3 separate regions of the Homo sapiens genome follow, and regions 2 and 3 are each linked to region 1. A link is a loop called in an ENCODE intact Hi-C map of the cell type or tissue named here. Cell type or tissue: B cell. All regions are shown on one strand. Links, peaks and the distances in the headings refer to the core of each region. The heading gives the core; the rest is flanking DNA. Region 1 has its middle 410 kb from the start of KIF16B. Region 2 has its middle 500 kb from the start of KIF16B. Region 3 has its middle 490 kb from the start of KIF16B.

The links. Peaks named below come from ENCODE experiments on the same cell type or tissue, not always from the same donor. Only the 100,000 strongest peaks of a DNase experiment are listed, where the experiment ranks them.
Region 2: it touches region 1 in a loop (8-fold over the local background); 1 of 110 quality-filtered maps calls a loop at or near these places.
Region 3: it touches region 1 in a loop (2.8-fold over the local background); 1 of 110 quality-filtered maps calls a loop at or near these places.

The regions. Positions count from the first base shown.
Region 1 is chr20:16,155,616-16,162,417 of GRCh38, forward strand. No RefSeq gene overlaps it. Among named protein-coding and RNA genes, the nearest start is that of KIF16B, 410 kb to the right of the region's middle. In B cell, for the core only: a CTCF peak has its summit at 3,485; a DNase peak (open chromatin) is centred at 3,136; H3K4me3 peaks cover 1,298 bases; H3K27ac peaks cover 2,957 bases.
Region 2 is chr20:16,066,165-16,072,966 of GRCh38, forward strand. No RefSeq gene overlaps it. Among named protein-coding and RNA genes, the nearest start is that of KIF16B, 500 kb to the right of the region's middle. In B cell, for the core only: no CTCF peak of the experiment used is centred there; a DNase peak (open chromatin) is centred at 3,497; H3K27ac peaks cover 1,654 bases.
Region 3 is chr20:16,080,551-16,087,352 of GRCh38, forward strand. No RefSeq gene overlaps it. Among named protein-coding and RNA genes, the nearest start is that of KIF16B, 490 kb to the right of the region's middle. In B cell, for the core only: no CTCF peak of the experiment used is centred there; a DNase peak (open chromatin) is centred at 3,341; H3K4me3 peaks cover 2,439 bases; H3K27ac peaks cover 1,830 bases.

The sequences.
Region 1 (6,802 bases), core at 991-4,990:
TTTGGATGATAATGTGTCAATGTTGGTTCACTGCTTGTAACAAATGTACCACTCTAGTGGAGGATGTTCATAATGGGGGAGGCTATGGATGTGTATTTACTTATACATGGCTAGAGTATGAAGCTATACATGCATATATACCTAGGCATAGGTATATGGGAAATCTCTATACCTTCCTCTCAATTTTGCTGCAAGCCTACAACTGCTCTAAAAAAAGTCTTAAAAATGTGAATAGTTTAAATCACATCAATTTAAACAAACTGCAAGATATAAGAATGTAGGGAATTGTTTTTCTCCACACCTGGATCTAGTAAAAATGCAGACAGTACATTTCCAAAGCAAAATGATAAAATAATGGGAAATTTCAGAGAACAGGGCTTTCTTTAAAAGAAAAAAGTGGTATTTTCTGAAATAAACAGAGCAAGACCCTATATGCATTTTGCACATTGTCAAAAGGTCACCTCACACATTCTGGACAACAACACAGAGCTTTATATAACCCACTGGACCTTGCCCATATGAAGTACAGAAGAAAACTTTCCTGCTTAATCATGGAAACCTTGCATATTCTGTTTAGTTATTCTCACTGTCAAAAGAATCCCATCTTCATTCATTAAATCATTCCGCAAATACATATTAGCACATGTTGTTTGTTAGTTGTTTTTTTTTTAATTTTTTTGAGATGGAGTCTCGCTCTTGTTGCCCAGGCTGGGGGGCAATGGCATGATCTTGGCTCACTGCAACCTCCGCCTCCTGGGTTCAAGCGATTCTCCTGCCTTAGGCTCCTGAGTAGCTGGGATTAGAGGTGCCTGCCACCATGCCCAGCTAATTTTTGTATTTTTAGTAGAGACGGGGTTACACCATGTTGGCCAGGCTGGTCTCAAACTCCTGACCTCAGGTGATCCACCCGCCTCAGCCTCCCAAAGTGCTGGGATTACAGGCGCATGTTATGTGTTAAAGCTCTGTCCTCAATGCTAAAGCAAAGCCAATCATGGTTCTTACCCTAACGGAGCTTATGTTCTGGTAGGTAAAGTGGGCATTAAATAAATAGATTGATAAATAAGAAATGCATGTAACAAGTGCCACACAGGTTATTATACAAATCTAAAATTAGAAAACTTGGCTTCATCAGAGAGGCTGTGAAAGCCTTCCCTTTGTAAAAGCATGCTTGAGCTGATATTTCTAGGATGTGTGGCATTAAGCCTACAACTTGAAGAGCAAACACATATCTGGTTAGAAAGATGAACAAATGCAAAGGTCCTACATTGAGAGAGAAAGAGAAAATGAGTGAGGATGAGGGGCTAAAAAAAGACCAGGATGCCTGTGTCGCCATGAGATGAAGGCTACAACTCAAGAAAAGTTTAGAGAATAGCCATGGCCTTCAACCTACGTAGGAGAGGTCTCAAACACACACTGGCTTTCAACCGGCCGCATTTCTCTCCCTGTGGCAAGAAACTTCTGGAGCTAAAGAGATGATGCCTTCTCATGCTTCCCTCTTTCTAGAGTCCATGCTTCCCTCTTTCTAGAACATTCTCCAGGTACAAGATACACAGAATTCCTTCTTCAAAGTATCCCTACCCTGCTTCCAAAGCCTGAGTGACCCCTTTCTCAGCTCAATCCTCCTAAACATTGACCATCCTACTTGGTAGGTACCCTTGGGCCTGAGAAGTGATGAGCTGTGGGCAAATGTTGAATGGGTAAGTAGAATGTCTATTCATGATTAAGGCTTCTTTGGTAAGTTGTGGTGTGAAACTACAAGGATTCCAGGAATTCTTAAGGAAATCTGGCTCTCCAGATCATTGTGAAGTTATATTTGTCAAGATAGAAGGATGGAATATATCTTAACAGCTAGATTGATTTATTATTTTTAAATATTTAGGCATAGGGCATATGGGCCTCCATGTCTATTCTTACCCAGGGACCCACAAATGTGCAGGTTTGCTAAACAGGTAGGTTGCTGCTGAAGAACACAGAGCCTTGCAGTAAGTATTTCCCAAACTTTAACATACCTATGAATTACCTGGAGATCTTGTGAAAATGCAAGCACTGATATCTCCATTCTTAACAAGTTCCCCAGAGATGCCCATATTGCTTGTGTAGGGACCACACTTTAAGTAGCAAGGCTGTAGGGCATGTTAGGGAGTTTTATTTTTATCTAATTTTATCCAAACAGCCATTAGAAGTTCTTGAGGGATTTCAAGGGACAGATTTTCAGTTTGAAAAGAGTACAATAGTTGAGGTGTGAAGTATAGATTAAGTGCAGAGGAATATGCTGACAACACTGGGCAGGAGAGAAAGTAAACACATTTGGAGATATTTAGAGGGTAAGATCTGCAGGGCTCAGTGGATTGGATGCAGGAAGAAGTGGTATGACCTCAGGAAGTACAAAGTTCAAAGAAGTGAGTGGGTAAATATATAAATTAAATAATTCCTTCTCTGTCATTCTCTCAACTGAGGTTTCGGCATAGCAAGACTTGGGACAGTTTCAGTCGTGGATTATTTAAGAGAATTAAGAGGCTTTTTTCTGCCCCCCCGTAGATAGTCGGAAGCCATATTTAACCAAATTACATTTAACCTTCCTCTTCTTTTTCCTCAGAGAGCTAAAATAATAGAAGTGACAGCAGTTGTAATTATACCCATCTCAATTCACCTGCATTCCTTCTGCATGTAGTAAGGTCATCTGAGCAGTTTCTTCCTTTAATTAAGTGGTTGTGACCTTCACAAGTTCTTCTCAAAATGATTTCTCCAGTACCCAAGTGATTAAACATAGAACTCTGTTCCCCCTACTCTTGACAGCCTGAGAGCCCAAGCGTCCTACAGGAAAATGCTTTCTCCTTGGGGACTGGCTCTCGAGAGGCTTGCTTCCATACAGGCTGGGCTCTTGGAAATGTTTCCTGACTGCAGAGGGACTTTCACTCTGTTTGGTAAGTTGGAACAGGATTCAAGGTCCTGCTGAGCTAATCACTCAGCTGCACCAGCTGCAGAGGCACACTGTCCCGTGGGAGTCGGTGCCTCCAGGGAACTTACCGCTTTCTTCAGCAGAGGATGCCAACAATGGGTTTGCTGCTCCTCTAATTCCACCCCTATCCAGCCTTCTGCTGTGACTCACAAAAGGCAAAAGAAGCAATACTTGGAGGAGCCTCCAGCCTAAATTTAGGCAAGGTGTCTCAGTTCTCATAAATACCCAAGGAAAATTTTAAATTCAATGCGCAGCACTCTTAGCCTCGTGTATCACTTCTCATTTTCACACTGGGTAAGCTTGATTTGCATACATTTCAAGAGCATCTTTCTCTTTTTTTATCTTTATTTATTGTCCTGTCCTCGTCCTACTTGCTGCTTTGGAACTCTGTATCAAATATTTATATATCTTTATTTCCTAGCTGTAACCCACTTCATCATTCCCTTCCAGAGAGCTTTATACTTCACAAAACCTGCTTCCTCCCACAACCCCCAAGCACACCCACTTCCTTCTCCCCCTACAGCCACAGTACAAAACTGCCAGACTCAAGTTTAATTCAGGGGAGTCCTTGTTTCTCCCTCATTCTCTAATAACCTCAGAAGAAGGCATTTTTTGCTTCATCCTCAGCATCTGCTTTGCCTGGTGATGATGATTAATAGACAGGCCCAGGTGCCTGGTGCCCAAGGCGCCTAATTTAGTGTCGATCCTGCAGGGGCAGAGCATCAAGAATGACACAGGCCTGGTAATGCAGTAAGAATCTAGAGCCTGTGGCTGGCTGGAGAGCACATGTCCCACTGCTAGGGGACAGCCACTTCTCAGGTCCAGTTATTCCCACAGCTTTCAGTTTTTCACTGGACATTGAAATCCAATTTTAATGTGAAATCTCCAGATCTTCATCTTTTGGTTCAATTAAGAAAAAATCATAAAGTGCTCAAATAGCACATCAGCAAGCCAGCAGTTTATGTACTCTGGTTTGTAGTTGTCGTGGCACGAAGCAGTTCACAGACACATTCCCATTCAAAGGTATTTGGAAACACATTGTATGTGCTGTCCTGGCACTTTTTTTAAAAATTTTTTTAAGTTCTGGTGTACATGTGCCGGATGTCCAAGTTTGTCACACAGGTAAACGTGTGCCATGGTGGTTTGCTACACCTATCAACCCATCACCTAGGTATTAAGCCTAGCATGCATTAGCTCTTTTAGCTAGTGCTCTCCCTACCTCCCCAAACGGGCTCCAATGTTGTTTGTTCCCCTCCCTGTGTCCATGTGTTCTCATTGTTCAGCTCCCACTTTTAAGTGAGAAAATGCGGTGTTTGGTTTTCTGTTCCTGTGTTAGTTTGCTGAGGATAATGGCTTCCAGCTTCATCCATGTCCCTGCAAAGGACATGATCTCATTCCTTTTTATGGCTGTATAGTATTCCATGGTGTATATGTACCACATTTTCTTTATCCAGTCTATCATTGATGGACATTTGGGTAAGTTAGTTCAACCATTGTGGAAGTCAGTGTGGTGATTCCTCAAAGATTTGGAACCAGAAATACCATTTGACCCAACAATCCCATTACTGGTTATAATATGAATATAAATTACCCATTTATATTACCCAAAAGAATATAAATAATTCTCCTGGCACTTCTCACTCATAAGTGCTCTGGACATTAAAAGGGAGAGTAATTAAAAGATCCTAACCTGACTATAACTAGGCAAACTTGAGGCCTGTCTTTGCATCCAGCAACAACAATAATAAAACTCTGCCTTTTAAAACTTGAAGAATAATCGTTCTTTATTCTAGATTTCCTTAAAGGGGTAGCACAAGGGCATTACCAAGGTCATAGAATTCTTTTGAAAATTCATCTTTAGACATCTCTTTTTCTTCCCAGAGTTTCTCACTCTGCAGCTGCTAAGCATCATCCCATCTCTCTTGCTGCCTCAATGGTCCTATAACATTCATTCACCTCTTTTACATCCCTCTGCTCAGTACATGACTCTCCTATTTGGGGGAAAATACACTGCTTTTTTTTTCTCAAATACATAAGCCCTCCTGCCCTGGAATTGTAGCAAGAAAAACCATCCACCTAAAAGTAACAGTTATGCTCATTATCCTGGTATTCGGATATTTCCCCACATAACAATAGAATCTCTAAAGACTTTATCATCATCTTGCAATATTTGATCATCACTTGAAGTCCGACAGAGTATTGGCCGTGATCATGACCAATACCCAGGGAATCTTTCGGGACTTGAGCTCATTCTTAAAGCTAGTTTGCTAATAATTAGTTGTCTAATGATTAAGTTATCCAACATTTAATCCTTCTCTGAATCCTTTCCATTATCTATCTTTTTCTGAAATCTACTTGGCTTTTTAATAATTTTTAAGCACATTTGCCTAGGGCACTTCTGAATTATCTTTATATTTTAAATATCAAATTTCCACTCTTCTGTAAATCTGTCCTTGTGGTGTCTTTTGCTATTTTATGTCCATTTCAACACTTTAAGGACATTTAGCCAACTTGTCTGAAAACTTTTTATTTTTTATTAATTGATACTTTAGGGTCACAAAGGTTTGGATTCTAGACGATCTCCACATGAAGCAATACACTGTGGAACTTTCTACACTGCCAGGGGCACAGTGAGTACTCTGCTGTGATGGCCTCACCAATGTCTGTCCAGATAGCCCCTGGGGTCACAGGCATCTCTGAGGTTCTCTCTACAGAAAGGAATCTCTTCTCATTTAAAGAGGGTCCCCATCCTGTAACCTGAATCACCCAAAGTTCTCCCTGGGACCTTCTTGTCTGTTGTGGGTACCTTACTCCTACCTACCAAAATAGCCTAGTCCCTGACCCCCAGGATGCAAAACATCCATATTGATCATGGATTTCATTCCCACCTCAGTCATTTAGTAGCTGATGTCTTTGGATAAGAACCTAACCTCTCTGAACATCTGGTACATAGGTTGCACCACCCTTATTAAGAAGAATCACAATTACTCTCGTAAGTTTATGTAGGAATAGAAACAAATCTATGGATTGTCTGGATGCCTAGAAGGCATTCGATAAGGAAGGAGGAAGAGTGAAAGGAAGGGGGGGCATTTTATTTTCCTACAGACGACAACATCTGAGCAACAGAATAGGCAGAAAGATGCTGTCTAAGATTTAGAAAAAACTACATCATATCAACTGGGCCTTAGCTTTATTGAAAAATAAAAACAACAACCAACTATTCTTTGACTTCTTTGAAAATAGCCCCCCAGAAAAATCTATGAAAGCAATCTATAAAGTGTTAGTTCTAGCTGAATTAAAATTGTATGGGGAAAGAAATCAACCTTTAACCTTGTCCATTATAGCAGTAGATCTCTATGCTCCACAATCCAACTCCTTGGAAGTATTTTTGGCAATGGTCTTATCCAGAAAATTCACTGAATTACTGAGTCCAGGTTATGAGTGTTTATGCTCTTTCCGGATTTCTTTAGCCAACCTCCCTGACCCAAACAATAAATTACCATTTTCATCTGCACTTGCCTCGGGCAGCACCTCTTTATTAAAAGATTAACAAATAAATAAATGAGATGCAATTAGCCAGAAGCAACTGTATGAGACTTTTATCTCTAATGGGATAGAAATTGAAGGCAAAAATAGAGAATATTGATGACAAAATATTTGAATCTTGTGCTCTTTTCAGGGATCTATAAAGCATGTGTCTGGTAACACAGAGAGGAAAATATGTTGGGGACAGGGATGATATGTTCATTCTAAGCTGCCTTTAGATGTACTAGCACCATCTGACCCCCCCATAGACTCTTAGAAATGCAACATTTGAAGTGTGGGTTCTTCTCCCCACCTACC
Region 2 (6,802 bases), core at 1,181-5,180, 89 kb before region 1:
TTAAAGAACTCAGCCTTGGAAAAGGCTGGTGAGGCTGAATGCCACCAACCTGATTTAGTCACTCTAACATGTGGCTTCTATCCCCACCCCATGCAGGGAGGTGGCCTGCTAGCTATCGCATCCCAGTGCATGGCACAGGATCAGAGCTCAAAAATTATTACTGAGTAAATAGACACAGAGGATCAGATGCTGAATGTTTGGTGGCATCAGTCTTTAGGTCCGGAGTATCTGTAATTGACTAGTGACCTTCATATATCAGCATGCAGAAGGGGCCGGAGGTTTTTATTTGTTCCAAATGAAGTGTCTCTAGTTCCTTTGTTGTACAAAACTCTGACAAATGACAACAGAAGCTCTTTTCTTTTTTTTAATCTGTTGCTAGGGGCAGATGGCCTGAGGGTCTGTGTCCTGGCCCATAAGGGTTAATGGGACTTCCAAAGGCGCTTCAAGTACATTGTGTTTTCCTGAAAGCCTGGGCTGAGGCATTGAGAAGGAAGGTAATGAACTGAGGAGCTCTCTCCAAGTGCCCGTCTGCAGGTCAGCTGGGACTAGCCTGTTGTCAGAGGATGTTTGCCATGTCCTAGAAAAATGCTCTCCCTGCAAAGTCCTGCCAGTGATTAGAGCATGAAGGAAGTGTGTACACACCGCTTCATAAACCCTTGCACCTGCCTCTGAGGTGTCTCTGTGGAATGCAGTTTTGACACATCTTGTGTAGTGGACTTGGAGAGAAGGCACGAGGGGACATTACAAAGCACTTGAGGTCTGGGATGATGCCCTGGACCCTGGACATCCGCAGCCAGAGGAGCTAATGTGGTATAGAGAACTATTCCTCAAATCTATTGTGCAGATGCTTCACCTGGGAATCCTATTAGACTCCAGTCCCCGAGGCTGGGCTGAGAGTCTGCATCGCTAATAAGCACCAGGTGCTGCTGCTCTGTGGCTCACCCTTGGAGTAGCCCAGGCATAGACTTGTCATTACAATATCTGGACTAGTTCTCTTCCTCAGACTTCCCCCAAAACATAGGGTGTAGCAGGTGTATCTTCCAAAGATATCTCTGTCCTCACAATGTGACTTTGACTCTCCTCCCATTGCAAGGTAGGGCCTGCATGCCCTCTTTTTAAATTAGGCTGGGCTTCCAATACCAAGAAGTAATACTGTGACTTCTAAGGGTAAGTCATAAAACGTGAGGCAGTTTCCTCATGGTTCTCTTGGGACCCAGCCACCATATTGGGAGGAAGCCCAAGCATCATCCGTGGAGAGGCCATGGGGGCCATTTGCCCCTTGGCCCTGCAGAGCTCTCAGCTGACAGCCAGCGTCAACCTACCAGCCACATAAGTGAGCTGTATGTCTAAAAACTCCCCAGATCCATCTTGGAAGGGGATTCTCTGTCTCCCATCAGGTTGCACCAACTGAAAGTATATGGAGTAGCAATGTACCCACTGATCCCTGCCCAAATGGCAGGTTTATGAGCAAAAGAAATGATCCTTATTCCTTTTAACCTCAAAGTTTGGGGGTATTTTTAAATGCAACCATAGTGTTTAAAACATAGCTTTAACTACTCCCTGGGTCTTCTTTTCACTCTGTATTTTCTTTTTGTACAATCTGACCACTCCCACTATTTAAATTATTATCTGCTTGGACCCCCCACCCCGTCAAGCTACAGAGCTGTATATCTAATTGCCCACCAGATATTCCCAATATACACAAATCTTTCTCACCTCCTCCATCCTCTTCCCCCCTCCACTCCCAAACACCTTCCTCCAAGTTTATTTGGTGCTGCCATCAATTTGGTTAATTAAGCCAACATTTCCTGACCCCAACTCCATCAGGTTGGTATTGCCATCAGATTGACACTCTGGTTTCTGTTCATCGCATTGCCTTCTCATGGATGTTCACTACCTGGGCTTATACACTCACTGTCTCCATCCTGAGATGTTCCAATTATTCCTGGGTGCATCTATCATTTCTTAGACACACAGTCACTATCCTCCAGGCTATTACCTCAGTGACCTTAGCTCTCCCATTCACTGACTCCCTGTTGTTTTGAGAATGAAGTCTAAGAATTGCATGGAATACCTCTCCTTCGTGGCTTGGTTCTAGCCTATTGATCATATCTAGTGCCCAGCAGTAACTGCCTTGCTCTGAGTTGATGCCTTCGCAGTCTCAAGCTTCATAGTCCCCTAGATGCACCCTGCCCATTCATCTGTGTATATCTTTGTACATATTTTCTCTGGCTAAAATTGTGCTTCTCATGAGTCCTCCCATTTGACTTGTCCTTCTAAACCCAACTCAGACACCACCTTGACCATGAAGCCCTTTCTAACCCTGGGTCCTCTCTCTCGTTATGTCTGTACACAGTTCTGTTGTTTGCCCATATTTTACTGCAGCTCGTCTATTTACTTGACTCTCTTTGCTTCTAGACTAGTGCTTCTCAGACCAATAGTATCAGCATTATCTTGGAAATCTGTACACCGTTCTGCTGTTTGCCCCCATTTTACTGCAGCTCACCTATTTACTTGCCTCTCTTTGCTTCTAGACTAGTGCTTCTCAGACCAACATCATCAACATCATCTGGGAAATTTTTAGAAAAGCAAACTCCCAGGCCCTGCCTCAGACCTACTGAATCAGATGTTCTGGGGTTGGGGCCCAATAACATGTGTTTTGACAAGCTCTCCAGGAAAGTCTGGTGCACACTGAGATATCAGAACCACTATCCTGGATCAGTTGGATGGAAATTAGAATCACCTGGCAAGTTTTCAAAAATCCCACTCCAACTAAGCTGGAGTTGCTGGGTTTGGGACCCAGGTCTCAGTATTTTTAAAGCTCCCAGTAAATTCCAATGTGTAATCACGGTTGAGAACCTTGCTGTTAGATCGTTTCTTCTGAAAGTGTAATCTCCAGACCAGCAGCTTAAATAAGCATCAGCTGAGAACTTGTTAGACCCACAGACTTGCAGATTCCATCCCAGCCATACTGAATTAGAACCTGCGCTTTAACAAGATTCCCAGGTGATTTGACTGCCTGTTGACATTTGAGAAGCATAGTCTTGTACACCTCTGTATACCAGCCCCTAGCAAAGAGCTTGGAACATAACAGCCGCTTGATAAATTCTAGAGAAATTTTAATAACAATGTCTATTCTGATTCTCATGGTCTTGAAGAATAAGATGGAAACTTATGGTAACGTGCTTTGTAAACAGCTTTATAAATATGAGGTACTAATATTAACTGATATATGAATTCATTATGTCACTCATTCCAAATATTCAATGAATGCCTACTATTTGACAAGTATGGTTTTAGACACAGAAGATATTGTAGTAAACAGGAAAGGTCAAGACTTCAAAGTCTAGTGGGAAAGACAGATGTTAAACACTTAATTACATCACTAGTTAAAAATATACTTTTGATGAATGCCACAAAAGGGAAGTAAGCCATGTTGTGAGCACACATTGCAACCACCTCCCTGTGTCTCAGTTGAGGAGTTTTACTTCTCTGAGCTCCCTACAAGGTGCAGTGGGAATATACCAGGGAAAATCAATGATTCAAGTCAAGAGACTTAGAAAGATTTGGATATAAGACTTTGACCAAGTAAGGTTTCTTTCAAAGCAGAGTCTGAGACAAGGATGTGGGTACAGATAGCTTATGTGTGAGGAGATCTCATGAAACAGAAATGGGTGAAAGGAAAAAATGGAACCCAATAAAGGGAACATTAGTGAGAGGCTGGGGGTCAATACTATTGGGGACCCTTGGGGAAACTGGGTAAGACATACTTCATACTTCAGAGTCATCCCATGTGATGTCCAGGAAGTAGAAGCGCATTTATCCAATGACTTCAATTCCTCATTGATTGAGGGTTCCCAGGGGACATGAACTCTCCTAAACATCCAAATTATATTTCTGAGTAGCTGAGCTACCTCACTGAAATGTGGTTCTTTTTTAAAAAAGTAATTTCAACTTTTATTTTAGGTAGGGGGTACATATGCTTGTTTGTTACCTGGGTATATTGTGTGTTGCTGAGGTTTGTGATATGATTGAACCCTTCACCCAGGTACTGAGCATAGCACACAATAGTTAGTTTTCTAACCCTTGCCCTCCCCACCTCTTCCTGCTCTTGTAGTCCCCAGTATCTATTGTTGCCATCTTTATGTCCATGAATCCCAGTGTTTAGCCCCCACTTATAAGTGAAAACATGTTATATTTTGTTTTCTGTTCCTGCATTAATTTGCGTAGGATAATGGCCTCCAGATGCATCCATGTTGCTGCAAAGGACAGGATTTCATTCTTTTTAATGGCTGCATAGTATTCCATGGTATATATGTACCACATTTTCATTATCTAATCCACTGTTGCTGGTGTCTTTTTGGGAGAATGATTTATTTTATTTTGGATATATATCTAGTAATGGGATTGCTGGGTAGAATACTAATTCTGTCTTAAACTCTTTGAGAAATCTCCAAACTGCTTTCCACAGTGTCTGAACTAACTTACCTTCTGCCAACAGTGTATAAACATTCCCTTTTCTCTGCAGCTTCACCAGCATCTGTTGTTTTCTGACTTTTTAATAGCCATTCTGACTGGTGTGAGATGGTATCTCACTATGGTTTTGACTTACATTTCTCTAATGATTAGTGATGTTGGGTTTTTTTTTCATATGCTTATGGACACTTATTTGTTTTATTTTGAGAAGTGTTCATTCATGTAATTTTTAATGGGGTTATTTGTTTTTCACCTGCTCAATTCCCTATAGATACTGCATATTAGACCTTTGTGAGATGCACAGTTGGTGAATATTTTCTCTCATTCTGTAGGTTGTCTGTTTACTCTGTTGATAGTTTCTTTTGCCATGCAGAAGCTCTTTATCTTAATTAGGTCCCACTTGTCAGTTTTTGTTTTTGTTGCAGTTGGTTTTGGGGACTTAGTCATAAATTCTTTCCCAAGGCTGATGTTCAGAATGGTGTTTCCCAGGTTTTCTACTAGTATTCCTATAGTTTAAGGTCTTAAATTTAAATCTTTATTCCATCTTGAGTTAATTTTTGTATGTGGCAAAAGGTAGGTGTGCAGTTTTATTCTTCTGCATGTGGCTAGCCAGTTGTCCCGACACCATTTATTGAATATCTCCATTGGTTATTATCATTTTCATTGACTTTGTTAAAGATCAGATGGCTGTAAGTGTGCAGCTTTATTTCTGGGTTCTCTATTCTGTTCCACTGGTCTATGTGTCTGTTTTTGTACCAGTACCATGCTATTTTGGTTACTGTAGCCTTGTGGTATAGTTTGAAGTCAGATAATGTGATGCCTCTGGCTTTGTTCTTTTTGCTTAGGATTGCATTGGCTATTCAGGCTCTTTCTTGGTTCCACATGAATGTTAGAAAGTTCTTTATAGTTCTGTGAAAAATGACATCGGTAGTTTGATGGGAATAGCATTAAATCTGTAGATTGCTTTGGGCAGTGTGCTCATTTTAATTCTATTGATTCTTCCAATCCATGAGCATGGAATACTTTTCCATTTGTTTGTGTTAACTATAATTTCTTTTAGCAGGGTTTTGTGGTTCTTCTTGTAGAGATCTTTCACCTCCTTGGTTAGATATATTCCTAGGTGTGTATGTATGTATGTATGTATATATGTATGTATGTATGTATGTATAGGCAGCTATTGTAAATAGAGTTGTGTTCTTGATTTGGCTCTCAGCTTGAATATTATTGGTATATAGAAATGCTACTGACTTTTGTACATTGATTTTGTATCCTGAAATTTTACTGAAGTCGTTTATTAGTTCCAGGAGACTTCTGGTGGAGTCTTTAGGGTTTTCTAGGTATAGAATCATATAGACTGCGAAGAGAGATCATTTGGCTTCTTTTTTTTCCTATTTGGATGCCCTTTCTTTCTCTTACTTGATTGCTCTGGCTAAGACTTTCAGAAAAGTGGTTCTCAAACTGTGATTGCCAGACCACCACCAGCAGCCACAGCATCCCCTGGGAACTTGTTAGAAATGCAGTCTTGGGTTTCATCTAAGACCTACTGATTCAGAATACCTGAGGGTGGAGCCCAGCAATCTGTATTTTTAAAAGCTTTCCATTGAATTCTGATGTCCACTGAATTTTGAGAATCATTTCAACTTAAGTTTTCAAACTCTTAGAAAGGCCTTAGGCATAAAAGAAGAGTTACCAGGAATTGAAGTGTTTAGCTGAGACTGTCCTGAGAGGGGCAACTTCAGGTGAACTCAGATGGGTCATGGGGCTATGGGCTAGAGTAGCAACCACATCCACCACAGTCTGCCTGATTTAACCTCATGTAATCTAGGTTTGTCCATTCACCCACGCAAGTATTTATTCAGCCTTTACACTTTGTCAGGTACCATACTTAGTGTTCACAGCCTATTAAGAATGAGACAGAGATGTCCCTTCCCTCATGAATTTGTAGTCTAATGGAGAAGACAGTGTATGTGATCTGGTCTGAGAGGTCAGGACAGGTTCCCTGAAGGTATCCAAACTTTATCATTCATCTGAATCACCAGTGGATTGTGTTAAACAGAGAGTCAGTTAAATAGGATTGGAGCGGTAGTATAGGAATCATATTTTGAGTAGCAAGGCCCTGGAGGACACTTAAGCTGAGATCTGAAGAATAACCAATAGATAGCCAGGTTAAAGATAGGTAGACCAGCTGTTCTCGTTTGCTTGGCACTAAGGAGTTTCCTGGGATATAGGGTATTAAGTGCTCAAACCGGACTGGATGGCCACCTGGGAAAAAGGGTGAAGGGATGAGGAGGAGTAAGCCTAGGGTTCATGAAATCCTTGAGGTGTG
Region 3 (6,802 bases), core at 1,817-5,816, 74 kb before region 1:
GAATTTAGTAACAGATTTATTTTACTACAAGTGAAACAGATTAAGAGTAAGCAGAAAAAGAAAGAAAAAGAGAGCAATATCTTAAAATCTCTACATTTTAACCCATAGTTGTGGTTTTCTTAGGAAGTTTGAATAATGGCCACAGCCAATAATGGCAACAGCTATATTGCTCTAAATTAGAAGCACAAACTTTCTTAGGAAGTTTGAATGGAAATTGATTAAATTCCCCAATTAAAAAATATAGATTGGCTCAATGGATGAAAAAAAAGGGCCCCACTATATACTGTCTACAAGAAAATCACTTCATCTGTAAAGGTATACATAGACTGAAAGTGAGGAGATGGAAAAAAAAATATTCCACAAAAACAGAAACCAAATTTTTATTGATGCAATTTGCCTATCAGCTTAAGAATGTGCACAAGAATGAGCCATATATAGCCAGCTGGAATCCCTGAAAGAAGGCTGTACCTTGTATGCCTTCAGAATTTGAGGATTCCATTCCACTTTTTATTACTCTCTTGAGATAAAATCCTATAAACTCTGGCAGGGAATGTTGGGGGTTTGGACTAGTGTTTTAGATGATGGCACTACCTTAGTGGCTTTTAATTGGCCACCTCACATCCCTTATTTAGAATGTTTATCTTTGCTCTTAGAATATTTTCAGAAACAAGCAGGAAGAAAAATAAAAGACCCACATTATTTACAGATGTGCATAACCAAACCAAAATGAAACTAAAGTAAGAGTTCTCACAAAAATTTTAACCCAGGCATGCAGACCAAACAAAACGAGGCATTCAGAAAGAATCAGAGTCAGCAAGACAGCTGACTGGAGGCACCTGGCACTGGTCTCCCTCACAGGACAGGACCAAGGCAACAAATAAACAGCTAAGATGTGATTGAAGTGTTGAATGAAAGAGTGCTGGAGTGCAAAGGCAGATATAGAGAGGTACTTGTGGTGATTGCCCAGCATGGAGGCACCCTGCCTTTGCTGTCCCGTCTCTCTTGTCCAGATTGTCCCAGAGTCAGGAGGGACTTCCCTTGCAGAACAAAGGTAAGCAGAAGATTCCTACCAGCCCCCATTGTCACTGCAACACCTGCAGTCCTTGCTACAGAAGAATGCCCACAGTCTTCACCAGCCCTTAGCCCAATTTAGGGAGCCACCAGGAATTCACACAGCTATATTGCTCTAAATTAGAAGCATAAGGTGTGCACTCCCTATCTATCTCCCATCTACCCCCTTTGAGATAAACTGCTACAAGAGAGCACCACTGTGATACCAGAGCCACCTCTGGGATATACCCTGCTTGGAAGCCAATAGCCACTGCACCTCTCCAGCCCAGAGGGTCTATCTTCACTCTGCCAAGCCCACATGGGTAGCTGAATGCCACAACTCTGGCTACATAAAGCCTAGACCCCAAATTGGCTGTGACTCTGGTTCTATACAGCAGGGAAACCTACCCCCCCGCCCACCGCCTACACTTCCAGCTGGAGAAACAGTCTGGCAGTCCTGCTCAGGGTGAACCTGCCCTTGAGCTAGCCCACAAGCCACCACTGTCAGACATACCCCTAGGCTGAATGAGCAATGACACACCACACCCAGTGCCTGAGAAACAGCCTTGGGGGCCCATTCCTGGAGGACATGCCCTCAGGCCTGCCCAGTGGCCCTGTGCCCACTCCTAGGGCCTAAAAAACAGCCCAATGGACATGCCCACAGGTCAGCCAGGTAGTCACATACCCACCTGCATGGCTTGAGAAAGAGCCCTGTGGGCCCACTCCTGACAGACATGCCCCCAGGCTGGTGGAGAAGCTATGTGCTACACTCTGGGCCAGGGAACAGTCCAGCGGTCCCATCCCAGGCAGACACACCTCCAAGCCAGTGAGGCAGCCCTCTGACACAGTAACAACCCCAAGGCTCCAACTTCAGCAAGCCAGATCCCAAGTTGTCCAACCCGCTGTGTGCATGCACAGATCCCTGACTTGAGAAATAACTCAGCAAGCCCATCACCAGCAAAGTCATGCCACCACCACCAAAAAAACTTTAGCAGCCTAGGTCACCAAGACACTTGCAAAGATTACTGTCATATCATGGATTATAGCTGAAGAAACTACATGAAGACGACACTAGTATACCCAACTAGAACCAAAACCATGCATCCACTCACCTGATACCACCTATCCATATGAATAAATATCTCCCTACAAAACCTATTCCATCTAATTGGAAGAAGTGACTGTTTTATTGGACACATAGAAATCAGTGTAGGAACACATCAAATATGAAAAAGCAAGGAAATGTGACACCTCCAAGGGAATACAATAACTCTTCAATAACAGATCCCAATCATAAGAAAATATGCAAAATGCCAGAATAAGAATTCAAAATAATAATCTTAAGAAAGTTCAATGAGATACAAGAGAATATAAATAGACAATTTAACAAAATCAGAAAAACAATTCATGATTTGATTGAGAAATTCAGCAGATATCATTAACAAAAGAACCAAAAAAACCCTACAGCTAAAGAATTCTATCAATGAAATAAATACATTAAAGAGCTTCAACAATAGACTAGATAAAGCAAAAAATAATAACTTTTGAACTTGAAGACAGGTCTTTTGAAATAACTTAGGCAAACTAAATAAATAAAAGAGAATAAAGAAAGCCTACAGGATTTATAGAACACAATTAAGTGAACCATTTTTTGCATTATGGGAGTCATAGAGAAGAGAACAAAAAGATAAAAAAACATTTAGTAAGATAATAGCTGAAAATTACTCAAGTATTGGGAGAGCGATGGACATCCAGATCCAGGAAGCTCAAAGGTCCTTAAATAAATTCAAACCAAACAGGTCCTCTGTGAGGCACACTATAATCAAATTGTTAAAGGTCAAAAACAAAGAATACTAAAAACAACAAGAAAAACGTGTCAAGTCACATATAAGTGAATCTCTATTAAACTAAGAACAACATTTTCAGCAGAAATTTTACATGTCAGAAGAAAATGGAATGGTATAGTCAAAGTACTGAAAGAAAAAATAAGTCAGCCAATAATAAATCCAGCAAATATATCCATCAGAAATGAAGGAGAAATACAATCTTTTACAGACATACAAGCAAAAACTCAGGAAATTAATCACCACTAGACCAGTCTTACTAGAAGTTCTTCTCCCTTTAGAAATGCTCAAGAGAGTCTTATATTCAGAAATAAAAAAAAATAACACTATCATGAAAACATGTAAAATTATAAAACTCACTGGTAGAGTCACAAAAGAGAAAGAAAAAGGAAGCAAAACTTACCACTACAGAAAACCACCAAGCTATAAAAATAAATAGTAAAAAAGGAAGTAAGGAACAAAGGATACTCAAAACAACCAGGAAAAAGTTAATAAAATGACAGGAGTAAGTCCTCACCTATCAATAATAACTTTGAAGGGAAATTGATTAAATTCCCCAATTAAAAATATAGATTGGCTGAATGGATTTAAAAAAGGGCCCAACTATATACTGTCTACAAGAAAATCACTTCATCTGTAAAGGCATACATAGACTGAAAGTGAAGAGATGGAAAAAAAACATTGCACACAAACAGAAACAAAAAATGAGCAGAGTGGCAATATTTATATCAGATAAAACAGACTTTAAGTCAAAAGCTGTAAAAAAAAAAAGACAAAGAAATGCAACATGTAATAATGAAGGAATCAATTGAGCAAGAACATACAATTGTAAATATATATGCATCCCAAGGCAGAGCACCCAGATATATTAAGGAAATATTATTAGGACCAAAGGGAGAGATAAACACAACAAGTAATAGGTGGAGACTTCAACACTCCACTCTTAGCATGGACAGATCATCTAGACAGAAATCTGTAAACATTGGACGTAATCTACATCATAGACCAAATAGACCTAATAGACATGTACAGAACATTTCACTCAACAGCTGCAGAATACACATTCTTTTCATTAGCACATGGAAGATTCTTCAGGACTGACCATGTGTTAGGACACAAAACAAGCCTCAAAAAATTTTAAAAGTTAAAATCACATCAAGTAGCTTATCTGATCACAATAGAATAAAACTAGAAATCAATAACAAGAGAAACATTCAGAACTATAGAAATACATGAAAATCAAACAACTTGCTTCCAAATCACCACTGTGTAAAGTAAGAAATTAGAAGAAAATTTAAATTTTTTTTGAAGTAAATGAAACTAGAAACACAACGTACCAAAACCTATGGGACCCAGCAAAAAATAGTATTCAGGGGTGAGTTTATGGCAAAAAAAGAGAAAACTTACATCAAAAAAGAAATGATTTCAAACAAGCTAATGATGCATCTCAAGGAACTAGAAAAGCAACAACAAATCAAACTCAAAATAAGTAGAAGGTAAGAAATCATCAAGATCAGAAGAGAAATAAGCAAAATTGAGATTTAAAAAATCAGTGAAACAAAATTTGTTTTCTGAAAAGATTAGCAGAATCAACAAACCATTAACTAGACTAAGAAAAGAGACCCAAATAAACAAAATCAGGAATGAAAAAGAAGACATCAAAACAAGTACTACAGAAATACAAAGGATCACTAAAGACTATTATGAACAACTATATTTCAAAAACAGGAAAAATATAGGGGAAATGAATAAATTCCTGGATACATACAACCTACAAAGATTGAACCAAAAAGATATAGAAAACCCGAATATACCAATAACAATTATGAGATTAAATCAGTAATAAAAAATTTCCCAACAAAGAAGTCTAGGACTGAATGGCTTCACTGTTAAATTCTGCCAAACTTTTAAAGAAGAATTAATACCAATTATTTTCAAACTATTCCAAAAAATTAAAGAGGAGATTATTTTTAATTCATCCATGAGGCCAGCATAGCCCTGATACCAAAACCAGACATGGACCCAACAAAAAAAGAAAACTGCAGACCAATATCATTGAGGAATATAGAAGCAAAAATCCTCATCAAAATACTAGCAATCCAAATCCAACAAAACACTAGAAAAATAATACACCATGATCAAGTGAGATTTATTCCAGTGATGTATGCCTAGCTCAACATATAAAAATCAATAAATGTGATATATCACATAAACAAAAAGAAAGACAAAAACCATACAATCATCTCAATAGATCAGAAAAAGCATTTGATAAAATTCAACATTACTTTGTGATTAAAAACTCTCAATAAACTAGGCATAAAAGGAAAGTATCGCAATAAATTAAAACCCATATCTGATTAAACCCACAGCTAACATCAAACCAAACAGAGAGAAACTGAAAGCGTTTCTTCTAAGAACTGAAACAAGACTGGCTATTTTCCCCACTCTTATTTAATATAGTACTTGAAGTCCTAGACAGAGCAATTAGGCAAGAGAAAGAAATAAAGGACATCCAAATTTAAAATGAGGAAGCCAAATTGTCTTTGTTTGCAGATCACATGATCTTACATATAGAAAAACCTAAAAACTCTATGAAAAAAACTCTTAGAACTGTGAAACAAATTTAGGAAAGTAGCAAGATACAAAATCAAATGTAAAAATGAGTAGTGTTTCTGTACATGTACAACAAACTACTGAAAAAGAAATAAAAAAGATAATCCCATTTATAATAGCAAAAATAAAATAACATTCTAGGAATAAATTTAACCAAGGGGATGAAAGACCTCTACAAGGAAAAACTATAAAACATTGATAAAAGAAATTGAAGAAAATACAAATGGAAAGACATTCCATGCTTGTAGATCAGAAATATTAATATTTTTAAAATGACCATGCTGTCCAAAGCCATACACAGATTCAATGCAATCCCCAATAAAATACCATTGACATTCTTCACAGAAATTGAAAAAAAAATACTAAAATTCATATGGAACCACAGAAGACCCTGAATGGCCAAAGTCATCCTAAGCAAAAAGAACAAAGCTAGAGGCATGATAGTGTCAGCCTTCAAAATATGCTACAAAAGTATAGTAACCAAAACAGCATTGTTCTGGCATAAAGACAGATGCATAGACCAATAGAACAGAATACAGAACCCAAAAATTAATCCATATATCTACAGCCAACTAGTTTTGGCAAAAGCACCAAGAACATTCATTAGAGAAAGGACACTCTCTTCAATACATGGTGCTGGGAAAACTGTATATTCATATGTGGAAGAATAAAACTAGACTCCTATTTCTCACCCAATGTAAAAATCAACTCAAAATTGATTGAAGGCCTAAATGTATGACCTGAAACTATAAAAATACCACAAGAAAAGATTCGAGAAATGCTTCAGGACATTGGTCTAGGGAAAGATTTTATGAATAAGACTGCAAATGCACAGTCAACAGAAGCAAAAACAAATGAGATTATATTAAACAAAAAATCTTCTGTACAGCAAAGGAAACAATCAACAAAGTGAAAAGACAACCTATTGAATGGGAGAAAATATTTCCAAAGTATTCACCTAACAGGAGATTAATATTCAGAATATAAAAGGAACCCAAACATCTCCACAGCAAAAACCACACAAACAATCCAATTTAAAAATGGGCAAATGATCTGGACAGACATTGCCAAAAGAAGACATACAAATGGCCAACAAACATATGAAATAATTCTCAACATCATTGTTTTAACAAATGATTAAAGGAAACTTTTATACACCATTGGTGGTAGTGTAAACACACAGATTTTATGAGAACAGTATGGAGGTTCCTCAAAAAACTACAAATACAACTCTCGTATGACCCAGCAATCCCACTATAGGGCATTTATCCAAAAGAATGGAAATCAGTACATTG